Regions from separate parts of the Mus musculus genome. Here region 1 is linked to region 2. A link is a contact called in ENCODE Hi-C or POLR2A ChIA-PET data. All regions are on one chromosome and are shown on one strand. The core of a region is the stretch at or near the end of the contact, and the rest is flanking DNA. Distances in the headings are between cores, read along the strand shown. Region 1 holds the start of Rpsa (ribosomal protein SA). Region 2 holds the start of Oxsr1 (oxidative-stress responsive 1).

What was found. A loop is a pair of places that touch in the nucleus more often than their neighbours do. ChIA-PET counts read pairs that join two places held with the same protein, here RNA polymerase II (POLR2A).
Region 1: a map of T-helper 17 cell shows a loop between it and region 2 (3-fold over the local background). The contact joins the promoter of Rpsa here to the promoter of Oxsr1 in region 2. A Hi-C loop is called at or near these places in 1 of 37 maps with a recorded cell type or tissue (T-helper 17 cell). POLR2A ChIA-PET finds 5 or more read pairs at or near these places in 1 of 5 experiments (embryonic stem cell).

The regions. Positions count from the first base shown.
Region 1 is chr9:120,125,834-120,129,134 of GRCm38, forward strand. Rpsa (ribosomal protein SA) reads left to right here and starts at 1,933. Exons shown (of 7, transcript NM_011029.4): 1 at 1,933-1,997; 2 at 2,624-2,789. The coding sequence starts at 2,657. LOC115485682 (a small nucleolar RNA gene) reads left to right here and starts at 2,947; the gene lies at 2,947-3,102. It also overlaps a transcript of Slc25a38 not described here.
Region 2 is chr9:119,320,725-119,323,890 of GRCm38, forward strand. Oxsr1 (oxidative-stress responsive 1) reads right to left here and starts at 1,703. Exons shown (of 18, transcript NM_133985.2): 1 at 1,281-1,703. The coding sequence starts at 1,350.

The DNA.
Region 1 (3,301 bases), core at 683-3,182, 810 kb after region 2:
CAAACAGGAACACCGGTCCTCAGGCTTGGCATTCCCTCACTGGGAGTCAGAGGCAGAAGAGCTGGAAGCTCAGTCATCCTCCACTTGTGAGACCCTGTTTAAAAGTGCAGCCATGACCCTATAAACTAGTTTTAGAACATTTCCACCCCCGACCTCCAGTAAGCTCTTATACCTACTTATAATCTTCATTCCCAGACCTACCACTCACTTTCTATTGTCATTTTTTTCTAATTAAATAATAAATGCTTTTATTTCTCCAATAACTTTTAAAATGTGAACATTCTGTCATTTAACCAGTTTTTACTTGCAAGTAACTTCATTGGGCCTTAGTTCCCTTTGAAATAGCATGCTCTTATTCCTGAAGGCAGTTAGCTTTTTTTTGTTGTTTTGGTTTTTTTTCGAGACAGGGTTTCTATGTGTAGTCCTGGGTGTCCTGGAATTCACTCTGTAAACCAGGCTGGCCTCGAACTCAGAAATCTGCCTGCTCCTGCCTCCTAAGTGCTAGGATTAAAGGCGTGCAATACCACGGCCCAGCAGCAGTTAGCTTTTCACCATCCTTTCTGTCTAGATAATACCCAAAGACAAATCCTACAGGGACAAGTATATGAACCCAGTGCTCACTTCTAAGCTGAAATAAGGTCATCTTGACTGCTTCAGCCTGGTACCAAGCGTGACCAAGGACAGCCGCAGGGAGCTAGGCCACTCTATTTTTTCTTTTTTTTAAAGACAGGGTTTCTCTGTGTAGCTTTGGCTGTCCTGGAACTCATTTTTGTAGATTAGACTAGCTTTCAACTCGTAGAGATCTGCTTGCCTCTGTCTCCTGAGTGCTGGCTAGGATTACAGGCATAGGCCACCACTACCTGACCTGAACATACCACTTAATAGATTTTAGAATATTCTGTTTTACTTAACAAGATATCTTGATACACATTCACGATGTGGCAAGTTAAATGCTTTGTTCTTTTTAGTTTTACCGTTTTATATTTATTTTTGAGACAGAGTATGACTATAGCTTCAAATTCATGGTCCTCTTGCCCCAGCAAGAACTGAAGAAACCCAGAGCCTTTCGATGTTAGTACTCTACCACGGAGCTGCACCCACACTCCTCTGGGTTTTTGATCTATTATTTTTGTTGTATGCATATATGGTTATCCTTCAGTATCTGTGGGATTTGTTCCAGAACCACCTATGGATGCCAAACCCATAGATGCTCAAGTCCCTAATATAAAATGGTCTGAGCTGGGCGTGGTGGCACACGCCTTTATTTAGCCCCGGCACTCCGGAGGCAGAGGCGGGCGGATTTCTGAGTTCGAGGCCAGCCTGGTCAATAAAGTGAGTTCCGGGACAGCCAGGGCTGTACAGAGAAACCCTGTCTCGAAAAACAAAACAAAACAAAAATAGTCTGGTATTTTCTAATAACCACAACCCTCCCACAGACTCCAAGTCATCTCTAGATTACTTGAGACATGGAATACAGTAATAAACGCTTTGTAAATAGATGACGCATCCAAATTTCTCCCTGCTCCCTTCAACACTTTTGTAATATCTTACTGGGTAACTACTATTTTGTAGTTCTCAAATGTAGGAAGGAGCCAGTACCAGAGGGGCAGGCGGGTGTGTGCTCCTGGAGTTAATCCTGACATAGGTGGCCCAGCTTGAAGCCTATTCGTCACTCAGCGGACCAAAAGCTACGGACTTTCCACGCTCGCTCCCCCCCCCCCACTCCCCCCCCTCGCCCCAGCTACTTCCGGCCTGGGGTCTGTGCAGCGACTGCAGCCGCGCAGGCGCGGGCCACTTTAACTTCCGCTCCGCGCGCGCTACAGCGGGCCCACTCACTGAATCTGCGCGTGCGCCAGAGGCTTTTTCCGGAGCGGAAGTTCTCCCTTTTTGCTTAGCCTGCTTTGCCATTGGCTGGCTGTGGGTTATTTAAGGACGTCATTTCCGGCCGCCCGTCCTTTCGCGCTACCCGGGGACGGGTCCATACGGCGTTGTTCTTGGTGAGTCTCACGTGGAGCCCTCGGCGTCTCCGGACGCCGCGGGACGCGCGCTTACTAGCTTCCCGCGCCATGGGTGGGCGCGGAGGGCGCCGAGGCTGCGTGTGCCGGGGCGGCTTGGCTCCTGGCGGCAGCGCCACGTGCTGGCCCGCAGTTAGGTGGGGCGGGCGCCACTGCGGGGCCCTTCTGCGGTTCGCGCCACGCTCGAGGGCCCTGTCGGCAAGATGCTGGGAAAAGTGCTTGTGAGGCGCATGGAGATGGGACGGGAACTGCCGGCCAGTCTCGAAATACAACTCCCGAAGCACCCCGATCATGGCCGCCTTTGCGCAACTCTCGGTGCAAAGAAGCAGCTATACTTAAGTAGCTATCCTGTAGTCAGTGTGCCTGCGGAGGCGCTAACTTCAACTGTCCAGTTTTTCTATATGTGCTCTGCTGACAAAGTCACTTTCCTTAGTGACTAGGTGGCCAGAAAAATCGAAAGGCAAGGAGGAATAAGAACACAACCCATTTCAGCTCAGATGATGTGCTGCGCCTAGTGGCATACGCCTTTAGTCCCCCTCTCAGGAGGCAGGGCAATCTTGTGAGTTCTAGTGTCAGAAGAAAAAAGATGAATTTTATTCCTTTTTTAGATTCCCATCGTAACTTAAAGGGAAACTTACACAATGTCCGGAGCCCTTGACGTCCTGCAGATGAAGGAGGAGGATGTCCTCAAATTCCTTGCTGCGGGAACCCACTTAGGTGGCACCAACCTTGACTTTCAGATGGAGCAGTACATCTACAAAAGGAAAAGTGACGGTCAGTTGCCACCTGTGATAGTCAGTTCCTGACTATGGTGCTCTAATGGGTATAGTGCCTGGTAACTGAATGGTTGGTGTTGGAGTGCTACTCTGGCTTGTGATGTAACTAAGAGGATGTGTGGGAAGGGGCCAGAGGTCATGGAGGACTGACTGACCCTGCACACTATTAAAGCTCAGAGTGGAGGCCAGTCTTGGCCAGTGAACTTCTGAGTGTCGGAAGTGTGCTACATTGAATTTATGGCAGGATTTTCGCTAACACCAGTAGAGCTTGCCTCTATGACTGGAGTTTGGTAGTGGTCACTGCCACATGCGTATGCCTTACCTTCCCACAGTGTCCATTCACAAGGCTATGAGGCTAGCAAGCCTGTCTGGGACACCCACTTTAAACTACTTGTTGCTGGGTGTGGTGGTTTCACACCCTTTAATCCTAGTGTTTAGGAGGCAGTCAGGAGTCTGATCAGCCAGGTCTGCAGAGTGACTGCCAGACTTCCTGCCTTGGGAAGCTCCTCA
Region 2 (3,166 bases), core at 453-2,952:
GGGAGGCAGAGGCAGGCGGATTTCTGAGTTCAAGGCCAGCTTGGTCTACAAAGTGAGTTCCAGGACAGCCAGGGCTACACAGAGAAACCCTATCCTTCTCCTCCCCCTCCACCCCCCCCCCAAAAAAAGCTAAGAAACAAACAAAAAAAGAACGTGAAAAGCTAGCCTTTACACGAGCACATAAACCTACACAGAGCCACACAGAGACCTACAACGAAATTTGGTGGCTTTTTGTTTTTGCTCTCCTTAACACCGAGAAATAAACACTGGCACCTTTAAGGAAGCTCTGGGATTTTTGGCAGGTCTCTATTGTAAAGCTAATTTTAAGGTAGAATGCTATCAGTGTAGACAGACTTCTTCCAACAAACAGTGGTCTGCTGATTAAGCCTTTGTTTTGCTAAACCCATTTCCCTTCGATTTCTATGGCCACTGCATTACTGCTGGGCTACAAACTCTCCCTCATCCCTAGCCGCTTAACCTCCTCAAGCACGCTGCACCTCTGAGAGTAACAATCCATGCTTGCTGTCGACCAACTGGTATTCTCGGATCTTATTCAGGGCCACTTCACACATAATAGCCAGATTTATGGAGCGAGCCATGGTCCCTAGTTGAAGCCCTCCAAGGACAACTTGAAACTCCAAATCTTTACCATAGCTTTAAAGGTCCCTGAGACTAATGTGTGCCCTCTTTCTGGTCCCTCAACTTATCAAGCACTCTCTCTCTCCTCAGAGTCTAAGTATTTTCTTATTCCTCAATGGAGGGGGAAAGGCGATCTTCCTCCGACTCGCTTTGAGGGCTCAACTTTTCCTTGAAATCACGTAACTTGTTCAAACCACTCCTTATAACATCTTGCCCGGTTCCTTCCGGCCACCTACTGAGACCTGTTACCGCTTTTCCCATTCTTTCTATGTAGTTGACGTCTGCCTCCGGGATCTGAGAAGTCAGTTGTAAAGAGCTAGAGGCGGGTCTAACCTGCTCAGCACCGGTACCTGGAGCTGCCCTCAGCCTCACACCTGCGAAATAGTGCATCGTCGCGTGGATGCAGGGATGGACTCAAGTGCACAGACCCCACAATCCCAGAGCCACGCGGCTCTGCCCACGGACCCTAGTGCCCCCTGAGCCAGGCCTGCCGCCCATCCACATGGCTCTTCTGCACAGGACGCATCTGTCTCAGGTACGCTTCTCCCTCCGAAGGGAGCCCCACCCTAGGCGCACGGCTCGCACCAGTGCCCAGCAAGGCTCGGGCCCAGAACCCCGGCGCGTCGCCCCTCGGCTCTCACCTATCACCTCCTGCAGCTCGTAGTCGTCCCTGTTGATGGACCAGGGCAGGGCGCTCGAGTCCTCGGACATGACGGCTGCAGCGCCTGGCTCCGTGCTCCTCACGCTCCGGGCTCTCAGGTCACCTCGCCGCGCGCCTCCCCACGCCCAGCCGCCGCCCCCAACCCGCCGCTTGGCCCAGCCTTGGGGCGCACAACGCCGGGGCGCGCGGGTCAAGCGCGGCCCCGAGGCGGAGACGCGCGGCTGCGACCGACCTCGCCTCCCGCGGCTCCGCGTCCCGCAGTCCCCGGCCCAGCCCACGAGCCGGCCTTAACCTCCGCGGCACCGCGAAACAAGCTTCTACCCAGCCCTGCCCCTCCGTCCCGCCCTCCACCCGAACCCCAAGCACGGGCCAAACTTTCCCTTCTCCCTCCACCTGCCGACACGCAGCGCGCTGACGTCACCACGCCGGGGAAGCCTGGCCGCGGCTCGCCGCCCCCCGGCCGCCATCTTGAGTGTGGCCGGACAAGAGGCAAGCGAGAAGGAAGCCGGAAAGAGTGGAAGTCGATAGTTAGAGAGCAGAAGTGCTCGTGGAGGAGTTCACTGAGGGCGTCTGAAAGCCAAAACAGAGCAAACTGCCGCAGAACGAGGAGCCACACCAAGCATGGCGGCCACTGAGTGCTAAACCGAAGGAGCGGCGCTTCCTCTAGAAGCTGAGGGAGGGGCGTTGCCCTCTCTGCTTTGCATTCATTGGTTGGTTTGAGAAAGCATGAGAACGGCAACTGGAGCGTGTGGACATCAGTCATATGTTAGTCCCGCCTCCGGGAACTTGACTCCCAGTTCCTACCGAGCGCCAAAACCTTTCAGGACCGGGTTCGCTGAGGTGACGTCACGGCGTCACGGTCACACCCTCGAGACGTGCAAACCGCGCCCCGGGGTGTGGAGAAGCCCGAGGGAGCGGCCGGGTGGGGTGCGCGGACGAAGGCCAACTAGGATAAAAGGTCTTGCGGGCTCCCGAGTGGAGCCGGAAGCTCGGCCCGTGATGACATTTTTTTTTTTCCTAAGGCGGAAGTACTCAGCGCCGCCTCCAGGATCCGGGAGGAAGCGGTTTCTGTCTTTTCTCCGCTTCGGGTCTAAAGAAACAGCACCTGCCTGGGACCTAGGTTAGTTGTCTCTGCCCAGGCAGCGCCTTGACTGTTCAGTGGTTTCTGTCACGCGACTTAGGGGTCAGCTCTAGGCCCCCGGCCCTGGCTTTTGTCATCTTCACAAAAATAAGTTCCGTTTTCTTGGCCTTAGAAGATCGCGCTTTGGTGAAACAAAACATTAAAACATCAACCTGGACAGGGTCGCTGCGGACAAAGTGTTCAGCTGAGCAGCACTGCTGAGCTCTTCGGTGGGAAGGCCATGAGCGCGTCTGGTTGATAGGACTTATGGAACATCTCAAGAAGAGGTCCCATTTGGGCCAGACCTTACAGTGCTAAGGGGATCTCAGCAAACAGAAAATGGGAGGACAGAATATTCCAGACCCGGCAAAGGTGCAAGGTCTTGCTGTAGAAATGTGTTTCAGGGCTGGAGAAATGGCTCAGTGGTTGAGAGCACTGACTGCTCTTCCAGAGGTCCTGAGGTCAATTCCCAGCAACCACATGGTGGCTCACAACCATCTGAAATGGGATCCAATGCCCTCATTTGGTATGTCTAAATACAGCTACAGTGTACTCATATATATAAAATAAATAAAATCTTTAAAAAAAAAAATAAGGAAGGAAGGAAGGAAGAAATTTGTTGCAGCCACTACTTGTGACACATTTAGTGCGTGTGATAACTTTTTCTTGCTGGAAGAAGAATAAAAGTAACATCGAGAGGAAGTGGGGACAGATTGGAACTCTTCATGGTGTGTACCAATAGAAAA